Linked DNA regions of Homo sapiens: all the other regions are linked to region 3. Evidence: chromatin loops called from intact Hi-C (ENCODE). Cell type or tissue: HCT116. All regions are shown on one strand. Links, peaks and the distances in the headings refer to the core of each region. The heading gives the core; the rest is flanking DNA.

What was found. Peaks named below come from ENCODE experiments on the same cell type or tissue, not always from the same donor. Only the 100,000 strongest peaks of a DNase experiment are listed, where the experiment ranks them.
Region 1: a loop joins it to region 3, with 8 times the contacts of the local background. A loop is called at or near these places in 45 of 110 quality-filtered maps.
Region 2: a loop joins it to region 3, with 9 times the contacts of the local background. A loop is called at or near these places in 26 of 110 quality-filtered maps.
Region 4: it touches region 3 in a loop (10-fold over the local background); 57 of 110 quality-filtered maps call a loop at or near these places.
Region 5: a loop joins it to region 3, with 3 times the contacts of the local background. A loop is called at or near these places in 23 of 110 quality-filtered maps.
Region 6: it touches region 3 in a loop (7-fold over the local background); 67 of 110 quality-filtered maps call a loop at or near these places.
Region 7: it touches region 3 in a loop (9-fold over the local background); 69 of 110 quality-filtered maps call a loop at or near these places.

Annotation. Positions count from the first base shown.
Region 1 is chr2:16,485,754-16,490,086 of GRCh38, forward strand. No RefSeq gene overlaps it. Among named protein-coding and RNA genes, the nearest start is that of CYRIA, 180 kb to the right of the region's middle. In HCT116, for the core only: a CTCF peak has its summit at 2,150 (motif pointing left); a DNase peak (open chromatin) is centred at 2,159.
Region 2 is chr2:16,216,786-16,221,118 of GRCh38, forward strand. No RefSeq gene overlaps it. Among named protein-coding and RNA genes, the nearest start is that of GACAT3, 170 kb to the left of the region's middle. In HCT116, for the core only: a CTCF peak has its summit at 2,076 (motif pointing left); a DNase peak (open chromatin) is centred at 2,056.
Region 3 is chr2:15,937,280-15,941,590 of GRCh38, forward strand. It overlaps MYCN (MYCN proto-oncogene, bHLH transcription factor), which reads left to right and starts at 3,271. Exons shown (of 3, transcript NM_005378.6): 1 at 3,271-3,464. MYCNOS (MYCN opposite strand) reads right to left here. Exons shown (of 4, transcript NR_110230.2): 1 at 4,253-4,311; 2 at 3,695-3,818; 3 at 1,221-1,446. RefSeq lists enhancers at 1,267-1,824, 2,869-3,399. In HCT116, for the core only: a CTCF peak has its summit at 2,556; a DNase peak (open chromatin) is centred at 2,562; H3K4me3 peaks cover 793 bases; H3K27me3 peaks cover 1,347 bases.
Region 4 is chr2:16,607,440-16,611,772 of GRCh38, forward strand. All of the region lies in intron 2 of CYRIA (CYFIP related Rac1 interactor A), which reads right to left. Among named protein-coding and RNA genes, the nearest start is that of CYRIA, 56 kb to the right of the region's middle. RefSeq lists enhancers at 1,040-1,541, 1,542-2,041 and a silencer at 1,602-2,021. In HCT116, for the core only: a CTCF peak has its summit at 1,819 (motif pointing left); DNase peaks (open chromatin) are centred at 1,332 and 1,762; H3K4me3 peaks cover 394 bases.
Region 5 is chr2:16,762,976-16,767,308 of GRCh38, forward strand. No RefSeq gene overlaps it. Among named protein-coding and RNA genes, the nearest start is that of CYRIA, 99 kb to the left of the region's middle. In HCT116, for the core only: no CTCF peak of the experiment used is centred there; no DNase peak of the experiment used is centred there.
Region 6 is chr2:15,635,476-15,639,808 of GRCh38, forward strand. No RefSeq gene overlaps it. Among named protein-coding and RNA genes, the nearest start is that of DDX1, 46 kb to the left of the region's middle. RefSeq lists a silencer at 336-536. In HCT116, for the core only: CTCF peaks have their summits at 1,995 (motif pointing right) and 2,202; a DNase peak (open chromatin) is centred at 1,986.
Region 7 is chr2:16,279,284-16,283,616 of GRCh38, forward strand. No RefSeq gene overlaps it. Among named protein-coding and RNA genes, the nearest start is that of GACAT3, 230 kb to the left of the region's middle. In HCT116, for the core only: a CTCF peak has its summit at 2,738 (motif pointing left); a DNase peak (open chromatin) is centred at 2,758.

The DNA of each region.
Region 1 (4,333 bases), core at 251-4,250, 550 kb after region 3:
GGGATTGCAGCTGTGAATGTTTGGGGTCCATTGAAGAGATTCAGAGAGCAACAGACAGAGCTCATATCTGGAGAAAAATTTCCTACAAATGTTAGATCTCCTGAAATGGCCTCTTCTCGTTACCTTCAAGATCTGCTCTGATTTCCTTGTCATGTGCTGAAGTCACTGTAAATATGCACTGGCTCACACCCAAGTTTTTCATCTCCACATTTCCTTTCTTTTCTTTTTTCTTTTTTTTGAGACACGATGTGCTTTTAATCTAGAAGTTTTCGAATCTAGGCCCCTTCTCCTACCTGGATAGGAATGCTACCCAGGATCCCACCTGGGTGACTGACACTTTATGATTGCTTTGAACTATAAAAATACCGATGATATTGTTTCTTCCACCTGAAATGTTTCTTTTCTCCCCTCCATCTTATCTGGCATGATCACACTCAAATAGGATGTTCTTTATGAGGACTTTCCCAGCCCCTCAGAAGAATTAGAGTTCTCTGCTGTGCTCTAGAACACTTGGCTGTCGTCTCTCTATTAGACGTCATTAGGTTGTGCTGGAAATGAAACAGGCCTGCCTCCCCTTCAGACCAGAAGCTCTTGGAAGGTGGAAGACTATCTCATATCCCTATCTGCTTTGCAATGGCCTGACATTATGACTAGGACTAAGTAGGTGCTCAATAAATATCTCTTACTTTAATAAATAGATGAATAAGTGAATTAATTGGGCCCTTTTACAACACAAACAAAATTTGTGGACCTGGGAAAACTATGTCACTTACTTTAACCTTAGTTTAACCATCTTTAAAATGAGCCAATGTGATCAGATGATCTCAAAGTCCCTTCAAATTCTGTCATCTTGTAGGCATGTAATTCAGTAAGTATTTCTATATATTGCCTCTGAGTTTGACTAAGAAACTTCCATATACATCCAAAGCTTGTTCATTATTCCAAATGTTATGTACAACATCAACTCCAAATATCTCAGGTAGAGGACTTATGTTAGTGTAAGAGAAAAGTCACATTAATCATTTAAGCATCCTTTTGATCATTCGGCTTCATTAGCCACAGCTTTGGAAGTCTGGACAGCAATCTATAAATTTGAGACCGGGTGAAATTAGCTTATTTGATGCTGTTATAAAACACCTCCAACATGTCTTCTTCTACACTTTCATTGAGAAATGCAGTGAGGGACCAATTGTTCTTTTGCTATTCTTATCTAAGTTTTTGGTGTAGAGAGCTTTAACCTACAAAATCTAATTAAATCCCCCTCTTTTTTTGGGTCAGATCTGAGCCTAAGAGAAGAGAGAAAAGAAGAAGGCCTTGAGACATTTGTACACAAATCCAAATGACAATTTTAGGAGGAAATACAATTGTCAGGGAGGCTGCATTCTCAGGGACTTCTGTATGTTGCCATACCTAGAGCAGGCAGCCCAGACCTCCTTAAGTCCTGGGACCTTTAGCACAATTGAAATTACATCTCTGAAGATTCTTTTTCTTTTCTTTTTTTCTTTTCTTTTCTTTTCTTTTTTCTTTTCTCTTCTCTTCTTTTCCTTTCCTTTCCTTTTCTTTCTTTCTTCTTTTTTTTGAGACAGAGTCTCACTCTGTCACCCAGGCTGGAGTGCAGTAGTGCAATCTCAGTTCACTGCAAACTTTGCCTCTTGGGTTCAAGCAATTCTTGTGCCTTAGCTTCTTGAGTAGCAGGAATTATAGATGCACGCCACCACGCCCAGCTAATTTTTGTATTTTTAGTATGGAGTTTTGCATGTTGGCCAGGCTGGTTTCGAACTCCTGACCTCAAGTGATCCACCCACCTCGGCCTCCCAAAGTGCTGGGATTACAGGTGTGAGCCACCATGCCCAGTCTATGATTTTCTATCTATGAGAGAAGATCACCAATTTGGTTCCTTTGTCAATTTGAGACCAGTTATTGCATTATTTTTATTTTGACCTCATGCAACTATGAAATCATTATTTTCTCGGAAGGACAGTCTTTCTTTCTGTTTGACTAAGAAGTTAAATGAACAGTTTGTATTACAATCCTTTCACCTAGGAGGGGATGCTCTGCTCTTGAATTAGAAGCTTGGTAACAAACAGCCTCTTACGTCCTCCTTCCAGATGCCAGGCATTGCACAACTACAAATTATTGGCTGACCGATGCCAAGGGAGACAATGCCCCCAACTGGCCACACAAAAAAAGCAAAATGAAAATAATAATGAAGAAATTAGAGTGAAATTACTGACTTTCCTTTGTAGATGAAGAAACAGGCTCAGAGAAGTGAAGTGGCCCGCCCAAAGTTCCAAAACTAGTAAGTCTAATTCTAAAGCATGTAATTTTCCATGTGTGTGTATATATAACAGATTACATTTAAGAAATACAAAGTCCTAGACATTTGTCTGTTCACATTCATTCATTTCACACACAAAAAAGAAAAGAAAATTGAGGTGACGCACAAAGTGCTCAAAGGCATATATCATATAGAAAGGTTTAGAACTTGAGTCTCTTTAGCTTCAGCACATTGGTTGGTGTGGAGGTCCGCACTGAGGAAGGCTTGCACAGCTGTGGAAAGGGCACATGGCGAGGCTGCCATCAAACCCTGGCTTTAGCACTATCAATTATTGAACAGTGTATCATCTAAATTGTATCAACGAGAAAAAGCAGGCTAAGATAATAATCACGTTGTATGCATTTCATGATGAGTAAGCCAAGATGATGTGTGTATTTCCAGCATATCAGAGGCTCAATAAATGTCATGTCCCTCCTTCCTTGAGCGGGGCCATTTCATATTTTAATATTATTATTATCATTTCAAAACTAACTCATGCACATGATAAAAATTTCAAAAAGATGCAAAGAGTTAACAAAAAAAAAGGTCATTCACTTCCTAATGCCCTTCCCCAGTGGTAATCATTTTTAACCTTTTCTGATTTCTGTTATTCTCATCGTTAGCTCCATAATTCTAAATATTATTATTGTGGTTTTATTCATTTATTTATTCACTTAGTTACTTTAAATAATATACTTCAACTTTTATTTTTTATTCTATCAAATTGTGGTAATTTCTTCTCTCATGTGATAGAATGAGAAAATTATCACCCACCGTCTTTTGTTCATGTAACACTTTCCACAGTCAAATATGGCAGCTCTACAATTACTTTTACCTTGTCCAGGTTCACAATGTAATTACATTTTATCACCTACTATAATGATTTTTTTTTTGTCTATAGGTTGATCTGTACATGGAAACTAATAAACAATTTTTAAAATATTTGAACATATCAATATTAGTAAGTGCTAGACCAAGTATGCTATCTGGACCAAGATGGAAAGAAAATAGAATTATTTGTCACTAATACTTTAATGTTAAAAGAGAATGATCCAAGCAATATATTCAGAGTGATTTTTTTCTTTGCTTTAATACTTTGAAGCATCACACATTTTAGTTTGCTTTATGTTTGACTCTTAAATTTACAATATAGTTTTATATTGATCTTAGTGTTTCTAGTTGCCTTTTTCCTGATTATCAAAGAAACATATCCCTTATTTACAATATCTATAATAATATCTATATTTTAAATTAATCATATTAATTATCTAGTGGTCCTATTTGGACTGATTGCTTTCCCAACTACTACATTGTTGTCTGATTGAGATTAAATAAAAATTAATCCTGGACTTCTTTCTTGAATCTCATGTCTTTCTTTTCAGTGTGTATGTGTTTATGATCTTGCTGCAATACCCTCAAGTATTTTATCACCAGAAAGAGTGGATAAAAAGTAACTTTCTGAGTTCTTATGTAAATGAAAATGTCTTTATTCCACAATGTTTTAGGATTTCTCTCGTTTCTCATGTTGTTGATGAGAAGTCGGTTGTGAAACTGATCACTTTTTGGCTTAATTTTTTCTTTTTGTTTAATTCTCTCTCTCTCTCTCTCTTTCTCAGCATCTAAGCTCGTCCTTTTTGTTCTTAACATGCTGAACTTTCACTAGGATGTGTACATGAGAATGTGGATCATGTTCCATTCATTCTGCTTGAGCTTCAGTGGTCCTTGCAACCTAAAGATAGCTAGTCTTAGGACAGGCGCAGTGTCTCATGCCTGTAATCCCGGCACTTTGGGAGGCCGAGGCGGAAGGTTCGCGAGGTCAGGAGATTGAGACCATCCTGGCGAACATGGTGAAACCCCGTCTCTACTAAAAATACAAAAAAAAAAAAATAGCCGGGCGTGGTGGCGGGCGCCTGTAGTCCCAACTACTCGGGAGGCTGAGGCAGGAGAATGGCGTGAACCCAGAAGGCGGAGCTTGCAGTGAGGGGAGATCACGCCACTGCACTCCAGCCTGGGCGA
Region 2 (4,333 bases), core at 107-4,106, 280 kb after region 3:
AAGCACAGTTTAATTAATTCTGATCTCACAGACAGAGGCTGCCCCATCAGAGACGACGGTGCACAGACACGAGGCAGGAAAAATTTCTCCAGCCTCAGAAGCAGGAGTGCATTCAAATGATCCCTTCATTCCTTCAAGATGGATAATTTGTTTTTTAGTAAATTCATAGGACACGTTTGTTGGAACCGTCACTGGCTCTCATCTTTCTGGGAAGGTGTACCTTTTAACCTAGAGAGCAGAAAAGCCTCTGATCTCGCTCCCTCTGACAGAAAGAAATGAGCCTCTTTGCTTTTAGTCTAATAATAGTATCTCCAATTCATGTAGATTTTTATGGTAAATCTTAAACATCATAGAAAATCCATATCCACAGTCCAATCACCAAGTCACCTTGGAGGAAAAGGAGGGGGGGAAATAGCATTATTTGAATTTCAAGGAAAGAAATACACCAGGAGAGCTGGGCATGCTTCATCTTTCTTCTACCAAGGAGCTCAGAGGCCTCCATGCCCTGAGACAGTCCCAGCTTCTCAGTGCCAAAGAGAAATGAGGGTAATACACACAGATGGAGTCCCTGGGACCCAGAAGGGTGGGCTCTGCCCAGAGTTAGCTGACTCCAGGAAATCGGCATGGTTCTGCTCCAAAAGGACCTCAATGACACTTCCCTACTGCTGCAGTGAGGAAGGTCGAGCCCATTTTATAGGGGGAGCTACCAAGACACAGAGAAGGTAGGCCATTGATACAGGGTCACACAAGTAGTGTGGCAGGGTCAGAGATGTCTCCATAATCCAGCTGGACCACTAGCTTTTGAGCAACTCCTTTCCTCTCTCCAAGTCCCCGTTGCCCCACATGTAAAACGAGAAGGCAGAACTCTCCTGAACACTAGATACCTTTTATTAACAGTGGTGCCTGTACCACGAAAGCAGTAATTCTTCTGGGAGTGAAACCTGCATGTTTGATACCTTGGTCAAGGGGAGGGAGGGAGGACAGAAGAGGGAGGATCAGAGTTCAATTTTCACTCCATTCCTTCATTTACTTATCTACTATGTTTCTAGCGTTGTGTTCAGAGGTGAGAACTCAGCGATGACAAAGATACTGGCCTCCTTCTTGAGGGGCTCACAGTCTTCTAGAGAAAACAGACAACGAAGTATGAAACCAGGGCCAGGCGGTGGTTCATGCCTGTAGTCCCAGCACTTTGGGAGGCCGAAGCAGGCAGATCACCTGAGGTCAGGAGTTCGAGACCAACCAATATGATGAAACCCCGTCTCTGCTAAAAATACAAAAATTAGCCAGGCTTGGAGGCATGTGCCTGTAATCCCAGCTACTCGGGAGGCTGAGACAGGAGAATTGCTTGAACCTGGGAGGCAGAGGTTGCAGTGAGCCGAGATCGCCCCATTGCACTCCAGCCTGGGCAACAAGAGCAAAACTCCATGTCAAAAAAAAAGAAAAAAAAAGTATGAAACCAGGCAGGTGCAGTGACTCATGCCCGTAATCTCAGTGACTTGGGAGGCTGAGGTGGGAGGATGGCTTGAGGCTAGCAGTTTGAGACCATCCTGGGCAACAAAACCAGACGCCCATCTCTACAAAAAAAATTTAAAAAATCAGCCAAGCATGGTGGCACATGCCTGTAGTCCCAGCTACTTGGGAGTCTGAGGCAGGAGTTCGAGGCTGCAGTGAGGGTGCCACTGCACTCCAGCCTGGGTGACAGAGCTGAGATTCTGATTCAAAAAAAAAAAAGAAAGAAAAAAGAAAAGAAAAGAAAAGAATGATAGAAATGTACACAAGGAGCTTTGGGAACAGAGGAGAGAGAGCAACTATCTCTGCCTGACCTTGAGTAAGTCATTTAAGTAATTCTGGTCCTCATCTTTAACATGGAATAGTCACAACTTGCACTTCACAGAGTTGTAATTCATGGTGCTTGTGTGAGGAACTCAGTGGGTATATAAAGGATCTGAAGTGGCCTAGGGCTTTCTCCAGAGTCCCTGGATTCGTCTAGGCCATATTGGCCCACAGCTTTCTCCATCTATTCACCAGCAGCCCAGCCAGCAGGGAACCTCGGGGAGCCCTGCGCCCTCTTCAGGCTGTCCTCCTGCCATACATTTACTAGTCTTCCCTGATTTGCCCCCATCAAGTTTTCTCTCTAGAGTATACTGGTGCATTTGGCCTTTTCCTTAGGCAGTTCAGAGGTAGGAGTGGATAAAAGCTGGAGCTCTGTAGTGTCAGGCAGACATTGGCTCAAATCCAGCTTTGCTCCTCAGCTAGATGCTAAATCTGGGGAAAGTTACTTAACGTCTCTGAGCCTCTGTTTCCTCACCTGTACGGGAGGGATAATGAGAGTGCTTCTCGGTAGGGCTGTGAGGATTGAATGAGGGGATCGGTCAGCTCCTCAGACCCAAGATCCTCTTGGGGTGGTGGTGGTGCGGGGATGGGTCCTTTACTTGCTCAATTAAAGTCCTGAGCAAGTACCAGGACCGGTGAGTGCTAAATGTTGGTAATGTTCTCCCTCCTCCTTCTGTTCCTCCCCCTCCCCCCTTCTCCCTCCCCCCTCATTGTTATTACTAAATGCAAGGTCAAGTGTGGCAGGGCTCTCACCCTGTTCGGTTTTGCACATGCTAAGATGGGGTCCCCCAGGACCATGTTCAGGGTAAGAGGGAATTGCAGGGGTCCTGGAGGCACGCTAAGGCTAAGGTGGGAGTTTAAATCCATACCAGCTGTGTGATTGTGAGCAAATTGCTTGCCCTCTCTGGGCCTAAGCTTCCCCATTGGTAAGATGGGGATACTGACACTTTCTCACAGGTTTGTTGTGAGGAGTAAACGAGATCATCTAAGTTCAGGGCATGGCAAGTCATGGGCACTGCCTTCTCTTCCCTGTCCAGAGGCTCAATGCCCGCTACACAGAACAAGCAGCAGCTTGTTAATGTCCCGACAAGCATCACTTGTGCTTTCACCGGGAGTCATGCCCCTAGGCCGCAGTGTCTTTGCTGCCTGTCTTCTGTAACTCAACCACCGCCCAGGAGGGCCATGGGTCTGTGGGGCTTGCCCAGTACCCAGGTGCCAACTGGCCTGCTGGTGGGGGCATCTATGGGCTAAGACTGCATCTTTAGATAACACTTTCCAGATAAGCCCTTTTCTCTTATGGGTATTTCGTATCAGCCCTGTGAGTTAGGTGCTCAATAATAACAAAGATGGCTGGGTGTGGTGGTTCATGCCTGTAATCCCAGCACTTTGGGAGGCCGGGGCGGGCAGATCGTGAGGTCAGGAGTTCAAGACCAGCCTGGCACACATACTGAAACCCTGTCTCTACTAAAAATACAAAAAAAAAAAAAAAAAAAAAAAATTAGCCAGGCGTGGTGACTGGCACCTGTAGTCCCAGCTACTTGGGAGGCTGAGGCAGGAGAATTGCTTGAACCCAGGAGGTGGAGGTTGCAGTGAGCTGAGATTGCAACACTGTGCTCCAGCCTGGGTGACAGAGCAAGACTCTGTCTCAAAAATAAAAATAAAATAAAATAAATAATAACAAAGATGACAGTAATAATAGTGACCAACAAATGTTGAGGATCCCGCCTGCCAGGTACTGTGCTAAGCCTGTCACTGCCTGACAGGATGCAGGGTGGCTTGCAGCAGACTTTCTTCTTTTTCCATTTTTATTTTTTTTTTGAGACGAGGTCTTGCCCTGTCACCCAGAATGGAGTGCAGTGGTGCCATCACAGCTCCCTGCAGCCTTGATCTCCCAGGCTCAAGTTATCCTCCCACCTCAGCCTCCTGAGTAGGTGGGACTACAGGTTTGTGCCACCATACTCAGCTAATTTTTTTTTTCTTTTTTGTTTTTTTTGAGACGGAGTCTCGCTGTGTCGCCCAGGCTGGAGTGCAGTGGTGCGATCTCGGCTCACTGCAAGCTTCGCCTCCTGGGTTCATGCCGTTCTCCTGCCTCAGCCTCCTGAGTAGCTGGGACTACAGGTGCCTGCCACCACGCCCGGCTAATTTTTTTTGTATTCTTAGTAGAAACGGGGTTTCACCGTGTTAGCCAGGCTGGTCTCATTCTCCTGACCTCGTGATCCACCGGCCTTGGCCTCCCAAAGTGCTGGGATTACAGGTGTGAGCCACCGCGCCCGGCCAGCTAATTTTTTTATTTTTTGAAGAGATGGAGTCTCACTATGTTGCCCAAGCTGGTTTCAAACTCCTGGGATGAAACAATCTTCCTGTCTCAGCCTCCCAAAGTGCTGGGATTACAGGTGTGAGCCACTGTGTCTGGCCAACAAACTTTTAAGGTAGAGTTTATCGGCCCCATTTCACAGAGAGGACTTGAAGGCTCCAAACAAGATGCTAAGTGACTTCAGAA
Region 3 (4,311 bases), core at 312-4,311:
AACACCTCACATTAGGTCCTGAGACAGGAATAATATAAGGTGGCTGCAGAATAATAGAAGATTTTGGGCAGCAATTTCACATGACTAGCAAAAGGAAACTGTTGAAATGGCTGCAGAGGCCATGGGCTAAGACCGTGAAAAACAGAGTGTAGACCAAGCTGGCTAAGACCCACTGAACCCAGCATGGCACTGGATTTGACCTAGGTTTCTCCTAGGACCTCATTATACGCTCATTAACATACTAAATCACACACCCCACTAGCATCATGACACTTCCGAGAACACCCATATTTGGTTTAAAAATAGGTGGTGTCACAGTTCTGAGAAATCTCCTTCTTTTTCTAGGAATGATCATGAATATTCTGCCTCTTGGTTAAAGAAACCCGTAAAGGTAGCAACCCCAAACCCCCTTTCGTGTGAGTCTCTCGAGTACACCCATATTCCCTTTTCTTGAGTGTGTACTTTTCCCTTTGCAATAAATCGTACTTTCACTATTTTCCAACTGGTCTTTGAATTCATTCTCTTGATGGTGTCAAGAGCCTGGACACTGGCTGGGGTCTAGGTCCCACTGGCATTTGGGGACCTCCCCTCCAACACTGTTGCACTGGGGGTTAAACTTCCAACGTGTTTTTTTTTGGAGGACACATTCAAACCATGGCAGTACTGAACAAAACCTTGGCTTTGAAACCATATGAAGATTTGTTTTGTGTGTGTTCACATAGTTGAAGTATTTCAACATTTTTAAGAGGGATTTTCAGGCTTCTCTATAAGCAGACTAAGAATCAGCATTAGCATGTTTTCTCCATGTACAAAGTCTTTTATCTTTCTACTTACAAATGAAGGTAACCAATAAATATTTGTTGAATTTTATCATTCTGTTAACCTTCAGATTCAGACTTGTCAGTAATTACTGGCTTGCATTAAAAGCAGGAGATTAGAGATTGAGGTCCAGGAAGTATAAATGATTTGCTCAAAGGCATGTAGAGTAACCAGGTCTCCTGTCCCTCTGTCCCCCTTTTCTGCTACACCTTGTCCCTCGACAAAGGGTGAATGACCTAGTGATGGTCATTCATCTGAGGAGAAAGGACAAAGGTAGGACTTTGAATCGGAGCAACTGAACCCATCCTGGCCTATTTTCACAGTCTTGCCACAGAAGATCTGGCCACCTTAGAAGGACTCATTCAGTGATCTTGGTCTTGAATAATACCATGAGTACTTACTATATACAGGTACACTGCTGTGCCGTAAGGATTCCCTCTGGAGCAAAACTGACCCAGGTCACAGGTTAGTGAGGGAGACTGAGCCTGTCTTCCACAGTGTCACGGAAGTGAGCACTAAACAAATACTCCCAGGCATGGATCATTACAAATGGAGGTGAGTGCTGGACAGGAAAGGACAGGATGCTAGGCGAGAATTCAGCAGGAGGGCTTGGTGGCGATTAGGGGGCTAGGGAAAAGCAGAAGTGGGGCTGTAAAAGGCTTTTGCAAAGATGAAGGCTTTTACATTTGTGAGGGAAATAACAATAATAAAGGTGCTTGGAAGGGCTGCTCATCCGCATTCATGGGCCTCTTCCTAGAACTCTGGGAATCTTTCTCCCTAGAGCTCTGTAGGCGTCCAGGGTCAGGGCTGGAAAGGCCTTCACAAATGCTAATCTGTGAGCATTTTATGGGTTGCCCCCTGACCCTCAGCATCCTCCTCCTTAACTAGATCCAATGGTGAGGTGAAGAGGTGGGGGCGATGGAGAATGGCATTTCCAGTTTGGAGAAAAAAGTAGGGAGAGGCGGGGAAGCCTTCCCACCCCAATCCCAGGGCCAGGTTCCCCTCTCTCCAAACAAGCCTAAGGAATGTTTTTCAAGGCAAAATCCCACCTCACTGTGTATTTGGTTGTGAAGGGGGCTGTCCAGGAGATCAGGGTTGTTTTTGGAGAGTTTGGAGGGCAGGGGCAATAATGTCTGACCCCCTGCAAACAAATACACCTGTAAGAAAAGCTAGACCAGAGTGAAGTAAAGCCAGGATTTGATGGTGGCGGGAAGGGAAGGGGCCAATGCTGCTGCTGGACAGAGGGGTGTTATTTTCCCCAGAAGAATAGCATGTCGTGGTCATCATCATAATAATAGCTGACACAACTATTATGGGCTGGGGACTTATAAGAGCTTTCATAACTCTCAGGTAGGAGGCACTACGAACTCCATTTCACAATTGAGGAAACTGAGGCACAAAGAAACGAAGTAGTGACAGCAGCTTTCCTTTTTCCCTTCAACAGTTTGGAATCAAGCTGTTTGAGCCGAGGCTGGGTCTCAGGAGGTGTGGACAGCACTTCCATCTCGGTAAATCAGATTCGCCTGCCCATAACTGGGGAGAATGGTGGCTTTGAAAAGGTTAACTTGGGAGCCCTGGGGACGGCTGCAGGGAACGTACGCCCATTCCCCCTAGGAAGCAGAGCCAGGCCGCCTCCTCCTCCGCAGTGGTGAGGACGCGTGGACAGTCCCGCGGGGGCGGCGGGAGACCTGCGGAGTGGCCGCACTCCAGGTCCGCGCCAAGGCCGGGCAGCTCCGCTTTCTGCTCAGTCTCCGCGAGGTGTCGCCTTCGGCCGAAGAAACCACCGCGGCGCCACCCTCGTAGCTCGCACTTATTTATTTATTTATTTTCAAACAAGGGGGGCGCCCCTCTTCTTTCAATTTGAAACTGGAAACATCCAGAGGTCTTGTTCCTAAGGGGGCGCGTCCTCTCCCTGCTATTTTGCACCTTCGGACTAGCCTTCTTTCGTAATTACACAGGAGCAACCTCCCTGCAAGGCCTTGCTCAACGTTGGCCTCGCGCTCAGCTGCACAACACGCAGTCAAAGCGGGGGCTGGGTTAGAAGCATCGGTCTCCCCTCCCCAACACACACCCCCGGAGCCCTCCGTAATTTTTTTTTCTTTTAATGACAAGCAATTGCCAGGCTCGCAGGGTGGGTGCTGCATTGCACCGCTCCGCGCGCAGCTGGTTCTCAGAGTGCAGCCGGTGCAAGCCCGGGGGTCCAAAAGGGCGGGAGGAGCACACCCTGGGCTTCCCAGCTTTGCAGCCTTCTCTCTGCAAAGAAAAGCAAGTGGCTTTTGGCGCGAAAGCCTTGGCGCCTCCCCTGATTTTTATGGAAATCAGGAGGGCGGGGTAAAGCCGCTTTCCTCTCCTTTCTCCCTCCCCCTTGTCTGCGCCACAGCCCCCTTCTCTCCCCGCCCCCCGGGTGTGTCAGATTTTTCAGTTAATAATATCCCCCGAGCTTCAAAGCGCAGGCTGTGACAGTCATCTGTCTGGACGCGCTGGGTGGATGCGGGGGGCTCCTGGGAACTGTGTTGGAGCCGAGCAAGCGCTAGCCAGGCGCAAGCGCGCACAGACTGTAGCCATCCGAGGACACCCCCGCCCCCCCGGCCCACCCGGAGACACCCGCGCAGAATCGCCTCCGGATCCCCTGCAGTCGGCGGGAGGTAAGGAGCAGGGCTTGCAAACCGCCCGGCGCCCAGGGAAGCGACGAGCGCCGGGGCAAGGCAAGCCCTGGACGGGATTGCGACGTGCGCACCGGGCGCCCTAATATGCCCGGGGGACTGTTTCTGCTTCCGAAACAAAACCATCTCTGGGTTTTCCCAGAAAAGCCAGTTCCAGCCCCGAAGGCATCCTGGCTAGAGGAGACCCGCCCTAATCCTTTTGCAGCCCTTACCGGGGGGAGTAATGGCTTCTGCGAAAAGAAATTCCCTCGGCTCTAGAAGATCTGTCTGTGTTTGAGCTGTCGGAGAGCCGGTGCGTCCCCACCCCAGGCTGGGGTTCTTCTCCAAAGGGTGCCCCTGGAGGAAGAAGAGGGGGGGATTAGGCAGGGCGAGGCCGCCGCGGTCGCAATCTGGGTCACGGCTGCTCCAGCTTGGAGGAGAGGCGGCTCTCCCGGCGACCCTCCTCGCGCGGGCGCCCCTGCCATTCCCGGGAACAGGGGCTCAGCCTCTCCCTCCCTGGAAGAGGACGTTGTCGTGGGTTTGGAAGAGCAGGGGTGGGCTTAGAGAGCTTCCAATTAAGCTATTGGCAGGAGTATCCCTGCAGCGGGTGAATGCCGAGGGGCGTTTGCTCAAATTTGGGGAGGGGAAGGATTTGTGGATATGGGTGTCTGTTGTTGGTCTCTGTCTAGAGAAAGGCTTTTTTTTATTTGCAAAGTTTTCTAAATCCCCTGCTATCATTTGCACTCCTGAGGTTGCATTTTTACAAAGGGGGTAGAAGGTACTCCAAATACCATTCCCGGTAGCTGGGTCGGAGAGCCTGGGGCTTCCCCTGAGCAGCCGGCCCCACACC
Region 4 (4,333 bases), core at 147-4,146, 670 kb after region 3:
TGGGTAAATTTTTTACTTGGTATGCAAGGCTATAAGCCTGGCTTAGAGCTCTCTTTCAAGATTCCGCCCCTCTGCTGAAGCTACTCTGATCACTCTGTACATAAGCCACACCAGAATATGACAGTGGAAGGGCTCCTGCCTCCTTGCTTCTGCCTTTTTTCTTTTTTTTAGATGGAGTCTGCTCTGTCATCTAGGCTGGAGTGCAATGGCACTATCTTGGCTCACTGCAACCTCTGCCTCCCAGGTTCCCGGGTTCAAGCGATTCTCCTGCCTTAGCCTCCCAAGCAGGTGGGATTACAGGTGTGTGCCACCACACCTGGCTAATTTTCGTATTTTTAGTAGAGACAGGGTTTCACCATCTTGGTCAGGCTGGTCTTGCACTCTTGGCCTCAAGTAATCCACCTGCCTAGGCCTCCCAAAGTGCTGGGATTACAGGTGTGAGCCAGAGTGCCCGGTCCTTGCCTCTGTTTTCTTGCTCATACTGTTCCTTTTGCCTTGAACGCCTAAAGACGGCCTATCGTTTCTCCCAGTAACCTCCTCCCCAAACCCCAGGCATAAGTAAGCACCTTTGCTGTTGTGGATTCTTGCAGGGGCTATCTCTGACTGGCTGTCAGTGTTTTAGCCATTTCAACCACTCCTCCTCACTCCTCCCCGCCCAACCACCAAGCAGGGTCCCACACATCGCATTATTCATTTATGGCCACTGAGATGGATGGGAAGGACTGGATAAGTAGTCACTACCCAGCAACAACAACAAAGACATCACCCACACAGACTGAGCAGAGAAAACAGTCATTGGTGAGAGAAACGGGTCTGAGAAAAATAAGCATTTCCCCAAATATAAACACTTTTGGGTGATTAGCCCTTTTGTTTTAGGACCAGAGACTACTTTGAAAATCTAATGAAAACTGGCTTTCTCAGAAAAATGCACACATGCAGACTGATACACTTTCAGGAGGTAAAATAAATACACGGAAGCCCAGAAACGAGGGAATCCCTCATCTATTTTAAGATCGCAAATTTCAGTTTATAGATGGCCAAGTGGAATGAGGACGGCGTTTTGTAGTGTGGACCACGGACTAAGCTACTCTAAAAAGGAAAGGGAATCATTTCATGGAAACAGCATGAGCTTTGGAGACGTTGGGAGAGTCATTGGACTCTTTTGAATCTGAGTTTCCCTTGTTAGTAAAATGCAAATCAAAATATTCCCTTTTTAGTATTGTTACTAAGTAAGTAAGATAATGCAGGTAGAAGTTCTTAGTGTAGCATCTGGCATGCAGTAGGTCCTAACAAATAAGTATCTGCGCCCCCTGCCTTGCATTTCAAAAATTGCAACCACAGCGCAAACAAGTCATTGCCCTTTTAGCAATAAATCCTGCACTGTTGCTTTGGAGCTGGAGAAGAAAGCCGACTCAGACCACCACGTCAGTGAAGAGGTGAAGCTGGGTCCTGAACTGCTGCTGCGATGGGATCATTCACATGGCTATTAATCATACAAGAGCCCATTTATGACAAACGCAGGTCACTCCCTTTGCATGACAAGGCACATGGGTCCACAGAGCCCCATTATCCAAAAAAAAACACAGAGCATTGTGGGCGATGCAGGCGAAGGCGAGTGCACACACACAAGCGGACATTGTAAGGCTGTTTGCACAACCCCGCCGTGCTCCTCGCGGATTTCCTGCCAAGGAGACATTTAGATCTCACAGAGGCGGCTGCAGACATTTGCTCATTCAACATGGCTTCAGGCAGTGGCTGCGGAAACCCGGTGCATGGTACCCTCTGCTGGTCATCTCTGGAACTGCGGGCCAGGGATACCGGGGATAAAGCACACAAGGGGGACCCCTGGGGCCCCAGGCTCTTCTCTCCCTCCCTTGTCTAAAGAGTACAGTACAATAGGCATGAGCTTTTTTGTCTGAAAAGTCTGACATTAAATATCAACATCTCAATTGTAACATGGATTAGCCAGAAGACCCTGGGCATGTCATCTCACCCCTCCTCAGACCTCAGCTTCTAGCTGGAGACCACATGTTTCTACCACGGGACCCTTGCACTTGCTAGTCCTTCTGCCTGGAATGTTTTTCCACAATCTGCATAGATTTTCTTTGTATATTCATTCGGGATTTATTTTTCAGTGGAGTTCAACCTAACAGTTTTGTCCAAAATACTATTTTACTCCCACTCCCCAGTAACTCTGCTTTTCTTTTAAGTATATATCATCATTTATTTATGTGCCCTCAACTCCTAGAATAGGGCCTGACACATAGAAGGAATGCCATACATATATGTGGAATAAATAAGGACATCTTCCATGACTCCCCTGTCACTTCTCCTCCTAAAACAAAACGTATGCTTCTTCCTCCATATTACAGGGGAAAAGAGGTTCTCAGATCAACCTGATATTTTATTCACACACTCTTACTGGTCAGAGAATCTACTACTGTGTAGTATCCAGAACGGTTTCCAGGCCTCTGAGTGTGGTCTGCCCAGAAGGACTGCATCTCGCTTCCATCTGGACACTAAACCTCTACTGAGGTAACCCAAGATGGTACTCAGGGATTTTGGCAGACAGAGCATATTGCCAATATGTACTGATTTACAGCCAACAAAAAATGCAATTGAGTACTTACTGCTTACTTAGTAAGATGAATAATAATAATAACTTCCACAGACTGTGCATATATTCTGTGCTAGGCATTGTGCTAAATACATATAGTGTCATCTTTAATGCCAAAAGCAAACTCAAGATTCTGTGCTACTACCATCTCCCTTTTAGAAACGAGAACACTGAAGCAAGTGAGTAACTTGCCTAGGGTAACTCAGTTAATCACCAGCAGAACTGGAATTTAAACACAGCCCATCATACCAGAAAACTCACAGTCTAAGCCACTATGTTATTTTGTCGAATACTCCTGCACTATTATTAGATGTTTTTGGGAAACAGAAAATGGCTTAAGACATGGCCTGTGGCCTCTGGTCAGGGCAAGAGGGCTGTGGAAACTCATAGCAAATTGTGTCTCATTTCTAATTAACTTATTAGCACATGGTTTGGCATTAGGTTGCCTGAATACATTTTTGTGAATTGTTGACATTCTCATTGTATAAAATCCTAGAATGCTGGAACAGGGAGAAGTGTCCCTGATCCAGCCCAGTGGCCCAGTCCTGTTCAGGTACAGATGATAAAGTTGAGACTCAAAAATCCCAAGGCTTCGGCAGCCTATGTGTACTGCCCCATGTAGTTGGAACACATGATAAACTTCTGTAAAGTTCCTAGAAATTACAAGCATAACCAAAATTTCTGTAGAGTTGGCAAAACTGTATAGGCTCTGCTTAGTTACCTAACTACCCACATTTCACTTCCCATTTTATTCAATTCTGCTGATCCTCCCTCTATCCATCACCCCTCATCATCCTTGGCACTTGCCTCAAAAATAGGATTGACTTCTTTTAGTCCCAACATATATATATATATATATATATATATATATATATATATATCCTGTATATCTTGCATATATTTCTATCAAAAATGTAATATTTACACCTATCTGTTGAACTTCTTGAGGACAGGTGTTAATCATCAATCCATCCCCTGTATCTAGCACAGTTCTTAATACAGCATTGAAATCTGGTGACTAGGCCGGGGGCCGTGGCTCACGCCTGTAATCCCAGCACTTTGGGAGGCTGAGGCGGGCAGATCACAAGGTTAAGAGATCAAGACCATCCTTCACAACATGGTGAAACCCTGTCTCTACTAAAAATACAAAAAAAAAAAAATAGCTGGGTGTGGTGGCATGTGCCTGTAGTCCCAGCTACTTGGGAGGCTGAGGCAGGAGAATTGCCTGAACCCAGGAGGTGGAGGTTGCAGTGAGCCGAGATTGCACCACTGCACTCCAGCCTGGTGACAGAGAGAGACGCCATCTCAAAAAATAAATAAATAAATCTGGTAACCAGTCAAAGAAATAAATACATGAGCATTGCTCTTTTTAGAGAATAGGGCTAAATAAAACATGGCTCTTGCAGTAAGGACCAGTAAGGATGAGAATCTGCATTCAAAGACAACTATAATGGGGAGGAAGACTCTAGTGAGGACTGTGATCTGGGTAAAGGCAAAGTGTTTGGGGAAAGGAGTCTAAAAGAGGAGGTGCCTCATCTGGACTAGAATAGTCTGGGAGGGTTTCCTGCAGAAAGGGGCTGTAGCTCGAGGTGGAGGAGAGGGAGAAACTCCCAGTGAACATCCCACTGCCAAGACGCCTGTGAGGTGTGAAGAAAGGAGCCCAACGTCCTTCACTTTGGGATCTGCTGAGATCACACGTACTGGGCGGAGGGGCGG
Region 5 (4,333 bases), core at 71-4,070, 830 kb after region 3:
TAAAGTTTATTCTTTATGAAACTAATTTTTCTTTGTTTTATTGAAAGATAAATGGATTTTAAAAAAAATCTAATAGCACATAATACAGTGTAAAGTATATTTCACTCTCAGTCTAGACCCCCAGTCTTCCTTGAAAGTTATTGTGAATAAGGTACTAATGGTGAATAGGATGCTAAAATAGGGGTTTTGTCCATTTTAGCACAGGCCCTAAGCTGAGAGCAGTACCATAGTAGCAGAGTGCCTCCCGCCTAAAGCCAGGTGTGAACTCTCCCGTGCAGGGCATGCAAATAGATTGTGAAACTGATTCTGCCAAGACAGACCAACCCCAACCTCCAGCCTGGAAGAGTTGAGTTGGGCAAGCTGGGAGTTGAAGAGAGGGGTCAGAATGTTGTCAATATCAACCTCCCTGCTTGTCCCAACAAGAGGCAAAGAAGTGATTGTCTCTCACCTTAAGTGAGAGGCTTTGGCTTCAGGGCTACTTGAAAAGCTTTATTTGCATTCCCTGAAGTTTGAAGGACAGAGGGGACTATGGTCTGAAACATTCCTGAGAAACGTAAGAGCAAAGGTTACAGTCTGTGCCTGAAGCAGGAGGAGCGAGAAAGCCAGGGCTGTCCAGGGAGCAAACTGCTCTCCCACCTGCTGGGGCACAGATGAGAGACCTTTCCAAGGACCAGTGGACTCATGGGATGGAGAAGCTGGAGTCCCTTGGAAGAGCTATGTGCAGGGAGACTGTCTGGTGGAGGAGGTAGGGGTGGTGGTGTTACCAGTAGAAGGTGTCCACATTCTTGGCATTTTGAACAAGGAATTGCACAATACACACAAACAAAGCAAGGGAAGAATGAAGTAACAAAAGCAGAACTTTATAGAAAACGAAAGCACACTCCACAGGATAGGAGCTGGCCCGAGCACAGGGGCTCAAGAGCCCCTTTACAGAATTTTGGGGGTTTAAATATGCTATAGAGGTTTCCCATTGGTTACTTGGTATACATCCTATGTAAATGAAGTAGTGGCCCACAATCAGTCTGATTGATTGCTTTCTGCAACGGGTCAGTTGTGGAAATAGTTGGTTGTGGAAAGTAACTAATCAGAGGCTGAAATTACAAAGTTACCCTCCAATGCAAATGTTTGATTGGTTGCAGACAGCAACCCCCTTTTTCCAATCAGAAAAAGGGGGCAGGGGGGTGCAAAGGGAGTAGCCTCCAGTTCTTTTGTTACTTAGGTATGGAAAGTTGGGGTTTTCGTTTTGATTGAGTTACAGGAAGTCAGCGTGCCCTTAGGTTCCCGGCCTCCACACCCTATTCTGCCTCAGTGGGATCCAGCACAGTGGCGGGTTGTGCAATGTCTAGGGAATAGAGGCCTCTGTCATGTCAAGAGAGATACGGGTAGAGGTCCTCAGTAAAAGACTCTCTGAGAAACCCACAAAACATCCACCAAAGAGGGAGAGATGTTTGCCAAGGCTAGAGGGCTCAGTGCCAGGTCACAGCCTGGTAAGACTTTTCCTGCCTCCTCGCTCCTTTCCAGGGCTTCCAACCCTAGTGGGGCCTGAAATAGCAGCCTGTGAGAGGCGGAAGTCTGGAAAAGTAAATAAAACTAAACAAAAATCCACATACATGCATCTATATCTGTATCTGTGTATCTCCACATACATCTGTTATGGTCCTTTATGCATACAAACATATACACATGCACATAAATGTATGTGTATGTAAGTGTGTGTGTGTGTGTGTGCGCGTACCCCTATCATAGCCCTTACTCACTCAATCAAGGCTTCTAAGTCTGGGTGAGGCCTGCACAGAGACACAAGGACATATTGAACGTGGTTAAGAATTTGAGGTTTTCATTAATACTTTAGGTGACCTTTTTAATAATCAAAATGAGATTGCTTTCATGTGCAAAAGTGAGCTGAGGACACTTCTTTCTGTGAGTGTGACCAGAAAAGCTTTTGTAACATTGGAGAGAAAAAAATAACTCTCCATCCACCTATTTCAGTGAGTCCTGCCCATTCAGTAATGCCAGTTTCTTTTTTATTCTTCCAGAATTGTTGATTGCAAACACAAGTGCATGTGAGTGTAGAGGGACAGGCCTGCTCTCTGTATCCCTCTCCTGGCCCTCCCTGTGCTTTTGCTTTGGTCAGCAGGCTAAAGGAGGAGGTAAGGGGCATTTGCAGTCTTCTCCTGTTTGTTAGAGGAGCCAAGGCAGCTGGTGGGTAGATGTGGAATTGGGGTGGGGGTGGAGTTGGGGGTTGGCTTGCAGGTTCACTTGTTTCAGGGCTGGCTTGTGTAGCTCCCTTGGCATCTAGGATTCCCTGGAGAGATTGGTGTGAATTGTCAGTATGCTTCCCACCTGGTTACACAGTGTCAGCATTCCCCTGACCTCACAAAGTGGTCCCCCACACCTACCTACTCTTTCTGCCTTCTATGCAGGCTCCAGAACCCTAAAGCAACCATCTCCCACACTGCTTGGGCACCACTGGGATCTTGATGATTCATTGTTGTCCATTCCTACCTAGAAGGCTACATCTTTCTCCTGTGAGCCTTTTCTTAACACTTAATGGCCCACTGTGCGTCAGCAGACGGCGTGTCTCACAAAAAAATCTAGGCATCAACGACACGCCCCCTTCCCTTTGTGTGTGCAGAAACACCCACATTCCATGGGTGACTTTTGCCTGTTCTGTTCCGTTTGCATCCTCCAGCATAGCCTCCCTTCAAAAAGGGATAATAAATATGCTTTTTAACTTTTCGTTTTAGATAAATTATCTCTCCTTTGTAAGTTTTGTTAATAAACCTAGCAGGTCCTTTTGTAGTCATGAAATAATATAGAAGTAAAATATATTTTTATTTTCTTGAATAAGAAACTAAGTTGCTCACGTGACATTGTGATCCCCTGTCCCAGGTCCCTCCTTCCACCTACAGCTGGGGCAAAGCATTGCATAAGGGGATTGTTGTTTTTCCTTCAGTCTTCCTTCAGGAATCTGGGTGAGCTGGGAAGGAAACACGGTCTCAACTTGCCATCACACATTAGATGCATGCCCTCACCCTACTCTATGTGAATGTGTGTGATATTATCATACACTCAATGTGGTTATACTACTCAAAATACATAACTTTGCCCCAATATTTTCCCCAATTAGAGATTTATACTCCACAGAAAACTTACAAGGATGTTTGTAAAAGCTGAAGACTGGGAATGACAGAAATATTTCATTATTTAAGTGTTGGGTTAAGTCATTACATAACATCTATACATTCCAATTATTGATTTGACTGTATAGATATTACATAGTGACTTAACCCAACACTTAAGTATGAAATTATTCAGTCAAAATTAACAGTTGGACTGTATACATATTACATAATTACTTAACCCAACACTGTTAACAACAGTCAAATTAACATTTGACTGTATAGATATTAACAACACTGAGGTATTTAATAAGACTGAGGAAGGCTTGTATGTTCTGCTGTGTAATCTTCTCTAAGATATATCATCAAGTGAATAAAGTTCATTTTCAATTACGATTTAACATCCCCAAATTAATACACTGTTTTACTTACTTACTACCTTAGCAGAAGTCAGCTATGTGGCTTCCTTTTCTTAATTTCTCCAAATCAGGCCCTAATGAAGATCTCCGTCCTTAAATTTTTACTGTGCATGTCTGACTCTTTCGTTAAGATAATCCTGGTGTTAGAATATTTGGATGATAAAATACTCACATTTGCTATTTGGACACATATTGTCAAGTAGCTTTCCAAAAGAGTTGTATGCACTTATAATTTTATCAGCATAATGTGAGGAGATTCATCTCACTAGGGTCGTTTTTGTGTTTGACACATCCTCAGACAGCCCCCAAACATACTCATGGTACTCATGCTTGTTGGTATTTGTGAGGGTTACATATACTCATTACTCTTCATGTGACTCCTTTCCCTTGAGTGTAAGCTGAACCTAGTGATTTGCTTCTAAGAAGCAGAATAAGGCAAATGTAATGGGATGCAAATTCCATGATTATGTTACAAATCACCTTGACCTTGTCTTTCTAGGACTCTGTATCTTGCTGAGCCTTCTTAGCTTGGATTCTTTGATGAAACACCACCATATTGGAGCATTCCACCTGCCAAAGAACTGAAGGCAAGCTTCAGCCAACAGCCAGCAAGGAACTAAGATCTTCAGCCCAAAGCCACAGGGAACTGAGTCCTGCCAACTGCCACATCAGTGAGCATAGATGGGATCCTCCACAGTTGAACTTTCAGATAAGACCAGAGCCACACCTGACAATTTGATTGCAGCCTTGCAGACAACCCTGAAGCAGAGGACCCAGTTCAATCATGCTGGG
Region 6 (4,333 bases), core at 168-4,167, 300 kb before region 3:
CTACTTTTTTCTGATGGATTCCACTCTTTCTGGTCAAAAGTATTGAGGGGAATTTGAAAGACAAGTCATCAGGTAGGCCTGGATTTGATCCCAACAATAGTTACTGACTTCTAGAGCTAAATCACATGCAGAGATCATTAGATATAAGGTGGGAACCAGGAATCTGCATTTTAACAAATTCCTGAAATAATTGTGTTCATGCAGATGGACCTTGAACCACAATTCAAGACACACTGTTACAGAGAAACAACTCTTAGAGCTTTTATTCTCACTGCAATCTTTTACTTGAGGATTTGGTTAAGATCTAAAATGACGTCTGAAAGACAGATGCTTGCTGTGTTAGAATCATGTCTCCTAGTTCACTGCCTTTGGACCCAAGATGTCCACCTTGAGTTCTGTTTCCTTAGCTTAGTGGTTCTTAACCCCAGCTGCACATTAAGGTCCCCTAGGATACTTTAAAAGAAAATACCGGTGTCTGCACTTCACCTCCAGAAATTCTGATTTAATTGCTCTGGAGTGGGGCCTAGATGGCCTCAGTGATGTTAATGTGCTGCCAGGCTTGGGAGCAGCTGCCTTAAACTGAGTCTGACCCTAGATGTTTCTTGGTCCTATTGCAAATCCTTGTGTCCTTTGCACCCATCCAAGCCAATGTGTCTTAAGGTTACATATAGTCAGACTCAAGCTGGAGCCCTTGTTGAAATATTATGTAGTGGGGATTATTGTAGAGAAACACTTTGATAGAAATTGTAACATATGTAATTTTTCAAGAAACTGATAAGATTATTCACCACCCGTAGTCTACTCAGAGGCTACTCACCTGTAGCCAAGTGAGTTTAATTCCCTTCAAAATAGTCACTTTGGGGATTGAGGCAAGTCTTTTTAAGGATGCTTCAATTTTTCAAAACCCATTTGGCCTTTTCTCTGTTTTAGACGTTGCTACTTTGTTTTTATTTAAAACATTGCCATTGCTTTAGATAGGACCAGTTTATACTCTAAAAATCACTGGTTTAACCCAATACTTTACCTCACATCTTGTTCTCCAGCTGGGTAACTCATTCTGTTCACCAGAAAAGACTGTGATTGGTTGCTAGTTTTGTGTTTCCTTGAATTGAATCCCAATTTAAGGATAAATATTTGCTGCTGCCAAAGTAGGACTTTGAAGAGGCAGCCAGAGGATGTTTCTCTGCAGGGCAATAATTGGGTGTGAAGGGTTTCCAGTTTTTTGTGGTGGATTAGAGTCTCGGGGAAGACACTCTGAGATAGAAAATCCTGATCAGAACAGGAGTCGAGAGAGAGGAGAGGCCGGTAGGGACAGGGTCAGTTGAATATTGGAGCAATGTTGTTTGATAATGAGTTTTGATTTTCCTTTTCTACATTGTGATTCTCTTAATACCTTCAGATGTTTGCTACCTAGGTCGGCAAGTAGGTCTGTCAGTATGACTTGCGTATGAAAGAGAAAGCTCTTCTGTGTTTAGACAAAGTAATGCTAGGAACAGGGTGTGGGAACTGATTAGGATCCTGTTCTGTGGGAAATTGGTCCCTAATGGTAAGAGGGGACAAGCAACTTCTCTGGAGTAGTAGTCTAAAGCTCAGAAGAGTGACAATCAGGCTTAGTGGCAATCAGGCTTTGTAAGCATTCTCAAGAATCCTTAGGTGCATTGGGGAGAGAATTGGCTAACTTACAGACACACAGGCTGAAAGCTTGAGGTATTTTGTTTGGCTCTTAAAGGCTAGCAATTTGGAGACATTGGCTTGCTTATACCCATATCATAAAATTCTGTTCACTTAAAATATTGATGTTAATTCTATTGGTTGTAATAAACTCTATCGTGTGCTTCTGCCCATAAATTATTATTCATTTTCCCACTGTTGTTAACCCAGCACCAAGAGAATACTTACTTACAAAATAACGCAAATGCATGGGGCCCCTCAACGCCAGCCTTCATGGGGTTGTGATTCATTATTTCCCAGTTGAGTGCACCAGGTGGCGCCAGTGTCACAGGAATACCCACAAAGAACACTGTGCTGGTGTATTTTTACCACTTGGGGTCACTTAAGGATTACCCGACTCCCTTTTTTTTTCATCTGAGCAAATCACAGATTCAAAGGAATTATTTCCCATTACATTTGACAGAGGCTGTGGTCTTTTTTTCTGGATCCTGAAGGCCAAGAAATGAGCATGAGGGTTTTATTTTTCTGTGAGTTGGCCCCGTGCAGTTTGTGCTCCAGTGTGTTCTCCTGTCACAAAGCACTTGCACATCCACCACACCAGCTTGCTCCTGGGCTCAGCACTGGGGACTTCTATGTACAAAGAACTTCCACACATGTCAAAATTGCCTTTATGCTAATTGCTATGCTCATTAACATCTCCAGAACTCGGAATGCTTTTTCTCAGTCATTTCCTTTGATTCTGCCTGTCTCTGAAAGCCCAGATTGAATGAAATCAGGTGAAGTATCATGTCAACAAGTCACTGCTGCCTGCTAGTCTTTCTGCCACTTACACAGTGGATCCTAGGCATTACGGCGTTGCCCTTCAAGAGCATGTTGGAGATTTGTGGAATGGTCTTCAACTGACTTTGCCTGCTTGGGGTTGGGTTTGGGTGGGGGTGAGGGCAGGATGTGTGGGCTTAGACAGACCAAATAATGAACCTCATGACTTCAAATAGTAGCTCATGGCTACTTATTTGAAAACCATAAGTGATGATTGGACACCCCAAGTGATAGTCTTCCACAATGTCCCTGCTAGCCAAACAGGGAGATTTGGGATTTTGGATTAAGAGATACTAAGTGGAAAAACAGCCAGACCTGATCTGTCCTTCTGCCTTCTGCTTTTCTCCAAAGAATAGCTTCTTGGGTGGGAGCAGGAGAAGGCTTAGTCACTGTTCAAGAGCAGCCTCTTCTGGTATAATTTATACCTATGACAGGAGCCCATTTGGCCTTTACCATTTAAGAGTTGTTATTAATCCATGTCAACCCCCATTCAAGAGCCTGTGATGGGCCTTGATTGTGTTTAAGTCCAGACTAATTTGGGCACTTAGGGCCCTCTAAAATCTAGTCCCAACCTTCCTAGTCCTATTTCCCATACTCCTCAAATCATATCAAATCTGGACTCCTTATTCCCCTCCATATATAACAATGGATAAAATTTATGACCCTTCACTATATCAGGTACTGTTCTAAGTGTTTACCCATCCTAACTCAATCCTCACACCAACCCCAGAAGACAAATTTTACTGGTGTTCCCATTTTCATAGATAAGGAAACTGATGCACCAAGAAATTAGTGATTTGCTGAAGATCATGTGACTAGGAAGCAGTGGAGCCAGAATTAGAATCCAGGCACTTGTCCACTACTCCCTGCTCAGTCCTGCTGCTTAAAGACCTGCCTCAAAGAAGGCTGCTCAAAGTCCTGCCTTCTCTTGCCTGTCAAAATTCCACCCATCCTTAGGGACCTGAGTCACTGCCACCTCTCTTGTGGGGGCATGAGAACATCATGCTTTTGAATACCAGCCATGAGCCAGCTATTTTGTATTTTGCCTCATGTAAGAGCCAATGCTATCATTTTTTGCAGATAAGGAATCCAAGGCCCAGAATAGTGAAGTCTAAGTACCCCAGGTTGAGGTTTTTTTTGTTGTCTGTTTGTTTGTTTGTTTTTGAGACAGAGTTTTGCTCTTGTTGCCCAGGCTAAAGTGCAATGGCATGATCTTGGCTCACTGCAACCTCCGCTTCCCGGGTTCAAGCTATTCTCCTGCCTCAGCCTCCCGAGTAGCTGGGATTACAGTCATGTGCCACCATGCCCAGCTAACTTTTTTGTATTTTTAGTGGAGATGGGGTTTCACTGTGTTGGCCAGGCTGGTCTCGAACTCCTGACCTCAGGCGATCCATCCTCCTCAGCTTCCCAAAGTATTGGGATTACAGGTGTGGACCACCACGCCTGGCCCTAGGTTGAGTTTTTCAGGCCCCAGAGCCTGTATTTCTGCTCTGTTGCTCTCTCTCCAGGAAGGCCTCTAGTACATCACCCTTTGTCTCGTCCTTATACTTTATGATGCAGCTTTTAAATTTTTTCGTTTTTCTTTTTCTTTTTCTTTTTTTTTTGAGATGGCGTCTCACTCTGTTGCTCAGACCGGAGTGCAGTGGTGCGATCGTGGCTTATTGCAGCCTGGACTTCCTGGGCTCAAGTGACCCTCCCACCTCAGCCTCCCAAGTAGCTAGGACTACAGGTGCACGCCACCACACCCAGACTAACTTTTAAAATTTTTGGTAGAGACAGGGTCTCTCTATGTTGTCTAGGCTGGTCTCAAACTCCTGGGAGCTCAAGCGATTCTCCTGCCTTG
Region 7 (4,333 bases), core at 242-4,241, 340 kb after region 3:
TCGGGAATAGAGGAAGCAGTTGGCACAGAGAGGAGAGTCTGGAGAATGCCAAGGACAAACTACGATGACCTCACAAATGTTCCCCATATGTGGAGCACTGAAAGTCTGAGAAGCATTCTGACAGGGATAAGGGAGAAGGAGCGGGTCACCTTTGCTTAGTGTCTACACTGGCCTGTCTTGTTTCCTCCTCAGTCCTCCAGTGTGGAAGCCACAGCTCTTGTTCCTGAGGTTGAAGGATCTCAATGGCTTCTGCACATAGTAGGCAAACTACAAATGTCAAATGAATGCATACAAGAAACACCGATAATCTTCGTTAAAATTTATTAGGTGCTACAAACTAGCTACTATCAGTATGTTACATGGGTTGTAAAGTAGACCACCATTATCCTCAATTAATCATGGAGGAAGCAGAAGTCCTGGAGGATGAAATTGCTTGCCTATGGCTACGCGAGCTAGCAGGTGGTGAATCAGAGTGGGAGCCCAGCAGTCCAGCATCTGTACCCTTCATGACCCCCATAAACAGCCCACTGTGAGTGACGTGTTGCAGCAGCACAGATGTACATGACAGACTCCTCCTCAGGGATCATTTCTCTGACTGCATAATAGGAGCCAGGCTGGATGTTGAATGAGGGTGCAGCATTATCAGCAAGTTGTAATGACAGGGAGCACTCAGCGAGCATTCCTGGCACAGGTGTGGGTAGAGGCACAGAAACCCATGAATGAATAGTTGAGTATTGGATGTGAAGGGATGGGAGTCAGTTTCCCCCCACCCTTGTAGGTAATATCTGTCTCTTCATCACTGCTGTTCTAAAAGATGGCCCCAAAAGTTCAGTCTCTGTAAAATGTGTTCTAAATTAGTGGCCCCTTAGGGATTCTGGGGCTATTTCCCCTAGACAGAGGTCAAGGGACTGGCTGGACTGGTCCAGCAGCCAGGGGGCCATGGAGTGGCTGCAACCTCAAGCAGGGTATGTTCTTCCACCCTCTCTTACCCTCTCACCTCTCAGCCAGGGAACTGAGGCTCAGGCCTCTCATGGGGAGGCGAGAAGAGAAACCAAGAAGATAAGTGAGGCGGGGCCTGGGCCTTGTCCACTTCCCAGCAGACTCACCTGCTCAGTGGGCTGCCTTGCTATGTGGTCCTGAGGAAGCCCTTCGAGGGCTTGGGCCTATTGTCTATGGAGGGGATGGTGATAATGCTTTCTGGCTCCTGCAGACCCTGAGTGAGAGTCAGTGATTGAAAAGAATGTGGGAAGGCGTTCACAGTGTGGTTTCCTGCTGGATCTGAGCCCACCATGAAAGCTGGGGTCTCCTGACCCAGCACTTAGGCAACCATATCACGCCCTCCTTGCCGATCTGGGCATGTGTATGTTAGTTGTGTGTGCGTGCAGGTGTCTGTAGGCATTCAGTGGTTCTGCCAGGGAATTTGTTCTTTGCAACTGAGCTTTTCACAGGCAGGAAGGCCTGAGAGTGATGTCAGTTTCTCCCCATTGACTCTGTGGGATGAACTCTGCCCCTATACTTACTCCTCCTCCTGCAACCCATCCTTTAACTTCTATGATTGGGGTCCTTGGTGATGAGCCATGTCATAAGGTCAGGTTCTTCCACCTGCAGAGCACTTGGCATTTCCAGACCACATGCATGATACTTAGGAGAAGGCTTCTCCTTGCACAGTCAAAAAGGGTAGGGAAAGTTCTGCCATGGGAACTTACCATATGCCAGGATTGTGCTAGACACTTTGCACAAGGGTCTTTAATTCTCAGAAGTGATTCTGAGAGGGAGATATTTTTATGCCATTTTACTGATGGAGATGTCAAGGCTCAGAGATGTTACAGGAATACCCACAGCTAGCAAGTGGTGAAGCCCATGGTTGTTTTTGTTTTGCTTTGTTTTTTTTTTTTTTTGTTTGTTTGTTTGTTTTTGAGACAGAGTCTTACTCTGTCTCCCAGGCTGGAGTGCAGTGGTGTGATCTCTGCTCACTGCAACCTCCGCCTCCCAGATTCAAGCGATTCTCCTGCCTCAGCCTCCTGAGCAGCTGGGACTACAGGTGCGTGCCACCATGCCCAGCTAATTTTTGTATATTTTTAAAGTAGAGATGGGGTTTCACCATGTTGGCCAGGCTGGTCTCAAACTCCTGACCTCGTGATCCACCCGCCTCAGCCTCCCAAAGTGCTGGGATTACAGGCATGAGCCACCGCGCCCGGCCATAGCCCGCAGTTTTAATTTGGCCATCCTGTGGAGACTCATGAGGCTGAGCAGTGATGCTGCCAAGGCGATGGACACTGGATTGACTCTTTGGTAGTTTCGGCTTTGCTCTGGGAGGCCTCCGTGGATTGTTCCCGGGAAGGGACTGTGGCTCCTTCTGCCTCACTGGAGCATCAATTCCTGAACCTGATGTTTCTCTACTGTGAGCCAATCCTCGTGTTTTATTCTCTAATCTCGGCTTTGCCAAAAAGCAGGCAGCCTTTGGAGAACCTAAAGAGGCGACAGACCGAGTTTTTCCTCTGGTCTGTACAATGGTGGGCAAACCTCTGTGTCTCTCTGGGCCTCAGTTTTCCCACCAGTGATATGAGATTATTCTAGAATGATATTTTAGAGTCTTTTCAGCTCTGACGTCATTTCGTTTCATTGCATAGCATTGCAGTGCTCTGTATTTTATCTTTAGACACCCTCCCTCTCTGAAATGTTATAATCTTTCTCACGGAGGCTTCTCCCCTTCTGGCTAGTCTGTCTTAAAGTATAGCACCACCTTCTGGTGATTGGTTTACTCCTTCCCCCGCCTCCCACTCTAGCTCCTGTCTGATTCTTGGTTCCTCTCTTCCTCCAGAAACTAGGCTGAAAACCGATGACCAGGCACAGACACCTGGCTGTGGGCATCTCTCTGCAGAGCTCACCTGGGAGGGTCAGTGGTGAGTTGCAGCTGGACCCGGCATTCTTCCATCAAGACAGTGCCGATGCCCTTCCTGGGGCTGAGATCACACCAGGAGCCGGGGAGGAGCTGGCTACCTTGGCAGAGCCTGGATGGCCTGGGGTGGCAGCAGCTGAAAGTGCATAATTCATGAGGGATTTGCTCCATCAGGAAGCAAGGGCAGAAGTAGACAAGGTCCTCGGCCTGGTTTTTCTTTCCCTTTTGCTTTTGTTTTGAGGTGAAGAAGCAGGCTTCAGAAAAATGTATGGGCAGCCAAGTTTCAGAGGCTCTTAGAGTTTTTGGATTTTTTTTTGGGGGGGGGCTTTATTTTGTGTGGAAAAGAAAGCAAGAAAAAGAAGGGGTGTGTTTAGGGCTTTTTCCCCCATGAGAGAAATGTGGAGGGCCTCCCTGAGCATGTGTCTTTGTCTCTATGGGTCATGGCTCCTGAGCAGATTTCTCAAAGTTGCTCTCATCTGCCCAACACTCATGACGGTCTGAGGGTTCAGCTGTGGGGATAGAGAGGATGGAGGGCTGCGGGGGATCTTCTACCAGGACCTGTCAGCTCACTACCTAGGAGGACAGAGTTTAGGCTTGTCTCTATCCTGGAGAAACCCAACTGTCCCCAAACAGGCCAGGCCTTGTGTGGCTTTAAATTTCTGGAAGTACACATTGTATTGACTTGGGAATGTTTGCTGTAGGAACTCTGACCTGGCAGATAGGAGACCAGATTCCAAATTATGAATGCACTGCTCTAGGTGTTCTTCAGCAACTGAGTGTCTTTTATCTTCCAAGCATAGTTTCTTCTTTCGCAAGGAGAGGGTAGAAATGAAGAGTTTCAAGATTTCTGAGCTTCATTCTATCCCATTATTCTAGAACACTAGGAGTTAAATGATAGGGGTTTTCATTCACACTCTGCCTCTTCCCTGATAAGCCAAGTAACTTGTCTTGCTCCTAATGAGTTTGTCAGTTTGGGCAGCATCATGCATTGGAGTGGGACAGGGCCAAGATGTGCAGGTGCCCCATGCCATCCCAACCCCATGAGCTCTGCATGCTTGCAGGGTTGTTGGAAGGATGTCCAAGGCTGCAGTGAAACTTTGCTGCTGTGGATGGGGTGGGTGAGCACACATACAGGTGCCTGGGCCTGGAGCAGGCTGGGGAAGTGCAGGGAAGGTAGACAGAACCAATGGGATGGCTGTGATCCCATACAGAGAGCCACTAATTAAGGCCCATATATCAGCTAAAAGGAAGGAATTATCAGCAATCAAAAGAAAAATGTAAACACATTCCAAATTGTACATTTTTTTAACCTTCACCTAGTCGGGTGGTCCGTGTTTGTTCTATGCCACAAGGCAAATGTGTGTACCTGCACAGACACACCTGTGTGCGTATGCTCTGAATTAGAAGGGTTTCATCGAACGAGGCCGGCAGGGT